2 separate regions of the Homo sapiens genome follow, and region 1 is linked to region 2. The links are chromatin contacts, found by Hi-C or POLR2A ChIA-PET in ENCODE. All regions are on one chromosome and are shown on one strand. The core of a region is the stretch at or near the end of the contact, and the rest is flanking DNA. Distances in the headings are between cores, read along the strand shown. Region 1 overlaps ETV6 (ETS variant transcription factor 6). Region 2 overlaps ETV6 (ETS variant transcription factor 6).

Region 1 (2,700 bases), core at 34-2,533, 45 kb after region 2:
GCATGGTGGTGTGTGCCTGTAGTCCCAGCTACTTGGGAGGCTGAGGTGGGAGGCTTGCTTTTAAGCCTGGGAGGCAGCCTGGGCAACAGAGTGAGACTGTGTCTCAAAAAAATTCTCAGACAAGCACAGGACCTCTGTATGACTGCACAGGTCACAGGTCGCACACTCACGAAGCCAGCCCAGTGCTCAATACTGTATTTTAGAATAAGCAGGAATCAGTTTAGGGCTGCCAGACTTGCAGAACAATCACTGTGAGGGCTGATGGCAGATCCCTGATCTGTGATTCAGAAAGAGTCATTCAGACAGGCATTGCCCAGAGTCTGGGTTCTCTCTCTCCTGAAGTTGTTGAGGCTGTGCAGAATGTATGTGTTTAGTGTTTCATCCAGTCTGTTAGGGTAATCAGTGTGATTTCTCTGGCATCTCCAGGACTGGAAGCAGACCAGATTTAATCAAAGCTGTTGAAGCTGCCCAGGGACTGGCTAAGCTGCCACCCTGTTAGTGAGGCCGCTGGGGAGAGGGAAACTGAAGCCTGCACCACGGGGAGCCGTATACTGGAGTCTGGAATCCATTTGCTCCACGCAGGAGGCCTGCATCTCAAGTCAGGAGGCACTGCCTGGAAATCTAGCATCATGTTGATACTCTTTGGTGAAGGAAATGTGGTCCTTGCCCCAAGTTATCTCACAGTCCCTTTGGGCAATCTCATGCATATTAAAAATACCGACAAACATAGACCCACGAAAGATCCTGATCTTTTAGGTCTGTCATGTGATAGAGACAGTAAGTGCTCTGTATAGACATCAGGAGATTTTCTTCCCTGAAGGACAAGCTCTTGTAGCATTTTCCTGCACTGAGATGCAGTCATGCTAGCCTGTCTTTCACTCACCAGGGATGGCAAGGAAGGACCAGCTGACAAGTAATAAAGCAAACCAGTTTGTAATTTTACAGGGCTCTGAATAAAGATGCATTTATCTCTGGCCAACACCAAGAGGCCTCGATGTCTCTCACAGGGAGGAACTTGATGGGCTGTGGCGTCTTTTGGGGGTGCTAGGGCAGAGTCAGGCTTGAATCTGAGAAAGGCAAGTCTGTGCATTAAAATCCAGCACGGGGGTGGGTCTGGGGCAAGGGACAAGAGAGAAGCGGGAATGGAAGGCAGGGATGAGGACTGGTAACAGACCCTCTGCCTCCTTCCTTCCTCTTCCCTCACACTGGCTCTTTCAGCCACTTCCCTCACTGAGATAGGAAGCGGTCCTGTGGTGACGCCAAGGGCACAGGCTTCTGCTGTCTGGGCTCCGGCACAGTCATTGGCTCTGAGTCATCCGGGAAGGAAAGGCATCTTTTACCGCCCCCTCTCCCACCGTGGCCTCAGGCTCCCACCATGCAGGAAATGCCTGGTCTCCCACGAATCAGAAGCTATAAACAGGACTGGTGGCAGTTCATACAGATTTGGCAAAGGACGAGAAGCTGTGGGTTATTGGTATCAGTGATTATAGAAGGGGAAAGAGTTGATATCTGAAGATAGGAAAAGGGGCTTCTGAGGATGGTGTTAGCATGTTCAGGCACAGCATTAATCTTTAAGAGTCACGAAGAGCCATCAGCACAGTCATCTCCCTAATAAGCCTTGAGAGTGTTGTCAAAGACACTTCTGGATATAAGTAAGAAACCATTGAGACTGAGTTGTATGGTTAAACAGCACAGTTTTTAGGGAGAGGCAAAGGCAACTCTGTGTTCAGCTCTTAGTTCTGACACTTATGAACTCAGATTTAAATTCCCTGAGCCTCAGTTTCCCTGTCTGTAAAATCAGGATAAAAATTTCTTGCTCAAGGCCAACAAAAACAAGCAATGGGGTAAAGGACTCCTTATTCATAAATGGTGCTGGGATAGCTGGCTAGCCATATGCAGAAGAATGAAACTGAACCCTTACCTTTCACCATATACAAAAATTAACTCAAGATGGATTAAATCGAAATCTAAGACCTCAAACTGTAAAAATCCTAGAAGAAAACACAGGAAAAACCCCTCTTGACACTAGCCTTGGCAAAGGATTTTTGGCTAAGTCCCCAAAAGCAATTGCAACAAAAACAAAAAATTGACAAGTGGGAACTAATTAAACTAAAGAGCTTCTGCACGGCAAAAGAATCAACAGAGTAAACAGCAACCTACCGAATGGGAGAAAATATTTGCAAACTGTGCATCCAACAAAGGTCTAATATCCAGAATCTATAAGGAACTTAAATCAAGAGGCAAAAAAACAATAACTCCATTAAAAAATGGGCAAAGGGCATGAACAGACACCTCTTAAAAGAAGACATACAAGCAGCCAACAAACAAGAAAAAATGCTTATTATCACTAATCATCAGAGAAATGCAAATCAAAGCCACGACGAGATACTGTCTCACACCAGTCAGAATGCTATTATCAAAAGTCAAAAAATAACAGATGCTGGTGAGGCTATGGAGAAAAGGGAATGCTTATACACCGGTGGGGGAAATGTAACTTAGTTCAGTCATTGTAGAAAGCAGTTTGGAGATTTCTCAACTTAAAACAGAGCTACCATTCAGCCCATAAATCTCATTACTGGGTGTATATCCAAAGGAAACTAGATCATTATACCAAAAAGACATATACACTTGTATGTTTACTGCCACGCTATTCACAGTATCAAAGACATGGAATCAACCTAGGTGCACATCAACAGTGGA
Region 2 (2,700 bases), core at 5-2,504:
ATGAAAAAGCAGTAAAGTCAGGTCTAGACCTGGAGTTTTTAGTAATACCAAGTTTACATAGGAAGTGTCTGGGAAGTAGTGATTAGAGGGAAAGTATGTTGGATGAGTGAATCATTCCTTCAGAAATCAATATTTTTTCCTACTAGGCCCTCCGAATGTCATCTTTGTAGTTGCCCAAATACATCAGTTTCTCTCTTATGTAAGAGAGCTTGTCTCATTTTTATTGCTGTATTCCATTTTCAAGTGTCTTCTTGGGTAATGATCCTGTATTTGATCTTGGCCAGATATTATCTGTGACTGTTGTTAGAGTGATCCTTTTCCTTTCCCCCGAGTTAGTCAAACTGTGTGCGTGGTCTCTAGACTGAGATTTGGCAGTGATTCCATGGCTCTTGTGAGTGGAGTTGACTAACAAAACTCAGGAATGGAATGGCCATATTTTGGAATTTGGTTGAAGCAAGTAAAGTTTTTATTCTTCTACCAATGCAAATCTATCTCAGGGAATTTCTCTTTATTCAGAAAGAATGACCTCCATCCCACCTTTCTCTAAAAGGTACAAATCGTAATGCATATTTGACACATTAGTTGGCTTTTACCTTGGGGACCAGCAGACCACCCCGCAGATACAATGCACGGAATCTAGCAAACAATAAAGAGCAGTGTGCTCGCGTGGCCAGATCGTTCGCTTCCTTCCTTTTTCGCCTTCATTTTTGGGAAGTCCTTGCCTCGTTAGTTCCATAGGCCATGAGACATAGCAATATAAAATGCCAGAGGATGTTCAAATGGGCGTGTGGAGGAAGAGGGAAAGCAGGAATTCTGGGCCAAAGAGCAGATGGCCAGCCAGTGACCTAGGAAGGGAAGCTCAGGCTTTTAAACAATGGCAATGTTTCTTTTATGTGCAGTTTTCATTAAGGAGTACCGAGACTCCAAGTTGGAGGATTCTGAAAGTGGTCATAGAGTCCCTGCCCTCGAGATTTAATATCCAAAGAGGAGACAGTGGTTTTAATATAATGAATATATGCAGAAAACAGCCGGAGACAATAGAAACACTTTGGCACCTTCTGTGGCGCTGCTAAAATGTGTGCTGTAGCTCAAGGCCCATAGGGGTTAATGTAGGGGTTATTTGTGTGTGTGTGTGTGTGTGTGTGTGTGTGTGTGTGTGTGTGTGTGTTTGGTGTTTTCCCCATGAAGCCCTGATTGTGCGACCCTGGGTGAGCCAGCTGCTTCCGCTGTTTTCCAGGAAAGCATGAGTGTCCACCACCTAGAGAGATGATGATGTGAGAAGGGGCAGGGAGAGACCTCTCTGGCTGCCACTCTCTCACTGCCCCAGGAGCGGAGGCCCCTGGTGCTCAGGAGTTCTTTGGCTGTGTCCGGATCCACCAATTCCCCGCTTCCCTAAGGATGACGGGTAAATCTGGTGAGACCCGCTGCCCTCCTAATGTTGGAGGAAAGCTGGAGCCCCTCAGTCAACATTTATGGAAGGGATTTAATGCATCATGGGCTGTGAAGGTACAGCCAGGCCCTCCGTCAGCTCCCTGAGACAGGCCTTGTCTTTTTGCACGCATATGTCTGTTAATAGTTGTAGACCTAGCTGTAGCCATGGGGGTAAGCCTAGTCCTCCAGCCCCTGAGAGTTTATTACCACAAGGAGTGAGAACACCAGGATGTGTTTTTTTAGATGTTCTTCTGTAACCCCCAAGCACCTGTAGCTCCCAGGTGTTTTTACATTGATCTCAGAATTACCCAGAAAACATTCTTTGAAGACCTTGTAGAGTCTGCCATTTGTACTTCTGCTACAAAGAGCAAAAATAAAGCAAATAAACAAAAAGCCCCTGGAAATCCTATAGTTATCCTAATACATATTTTAAAGTATTACCTATCACTGAGCAAGTGCATCTATACATTTCAATCCTTTTGGAAAATATACTTTCTCAAACTTCATGTTGTATCCCTCTAAAGTTAGTTAGCACATATTGTACATTCAGAAGAAATGTTCATTTACAGCAAGGCATAGGTTTTTTTTCCTCTAAAAGAAATTTGACCAGGTATGGTGGCTCATGCTTATATTCTCAACATTTTAGGAGGCCAAGGCAGGAGGATCACTTGAAGCCAGGAGTTCTAGACTATCCTGAGCAACAAAGTGAGACCCTGTCTCTATAAAAAAATAAAATAAATTAGCTGGATGTGGTAATGTGTGCCTGTAGTCCCAGTTACCCAGGAGGCTGGGGCAGTAGGATCCCCTGAGTCTAGGAGTTTGAGGCTGCAGTGAGCTATGATCATGCCACTGTACTTCACGCTGGGCAACAGAGTGAGACCTCTGTCTCTAAACAAAAAGGAAGGAAGGAAAGAGGGAAGAAAGGAAGGGAAGAGAGAGAGAAGGAAAGGAAGGGAGAGGGAGAAGGAGGGAAAAGAAAAAGGGAGAGAAATTGATGCAGGAAGAAGAAAGAAAGAAAATAAAAGAAAGGGAAAGAAACTGATGAAGGAGGAACTGGGTACCTAGAAGTGGTTGAATGAAATAATCCTGTAAAGTCATCTAAGGTTCCCATCTCATTCCTTGCCTTTTATTTCTTGCCATCACCTATGGCCACTTCTTGCTTGTTCATGTCACTTTCTTTGTCAGTTTGGAATGGGCCCTGCCTGGCTGATGGCTTTGGAGAGGACAGCAGACAGTCATTAGAGACTAGAAGCTGCCAAGCGAGGCAAC

Evidence for each region. Hi-C counts contacts between places; a loop is a spot of excess contacts on that map. ChIA-PET counts read pairs that join two places held with the same protein, here RNA polymerase II (POLR2A). Pooled maps may share reads with other maps.
Region 1: a loop to region 2 is called in a map of endothelial cell of umbilical vein, with 2.9 times the contacts of the local background. The contact joins two enhancer-like sites. A Hi-C loop is called at or near these places in 16 of 168 maps with a recorded cell type or tissue (B cell, CD14-positive monocyte, Caco-2 and 7 more), 2 of 37 single-sample maps with no recorded cell type and 7 of 50 pooled maps. POLR2A ChIA-PET finds 5 or more read pairs at or near these places in 5 of 52 experiments (A673, BJ, H1 and 2 more).

Annotation. Positions count from the first base shown.
Region 1 is chr12:11,718,633-11,721,332 of GRCh38, forward strand. All of the region lies in intron 1 of ETV6 (ETS variant transcription factor 6), which reads left to right. It overlaps LOC124902879 (a long non-coding RNA gene), which reads left to right. Exons shown (of 2, transcript XR_007063212.1): 2 at 427-2,700. Among named protein-coding and RNA genes, the nearest start is that of ETV6, 70 kb to the left of the region's middle. RefSeq lists enhancers at 1,428-1,487, 1,578-1,727. Within about 2 kb of position 1,284, at least 16 of the 41 ENCODE cell types and tissues checked have a DNase peak (open chromatin) inside an H3K27ac peak, as active enhancers do; they include CD14-positive monocyte, endothelial cell of umbilical vein, heart left ventricle and 1 more, where a contact is called at or near this core.
Region 2 is chr12:11,673,495-11,676,194 of GRCh38, forward strand. The region is part of intron 1 of ETV6 (ETS variant transcription factor 6); the gene reads left to right. Among named protein-coding and RNA genes, the nearest start is that of ETV6, 25 kb to the left of the region's middle. Within about 2 kb of position 1,255, at least 11 of the 41 ENCODE cell types and tissues checked have a DNase peak (open chromatin) inside an H3K27ac peak, as active enhancers do; they include CD14-positive monocyte, endothelial cell of umbilical vein, heart left ventricle and 1 more, where a contact is called at or near this core.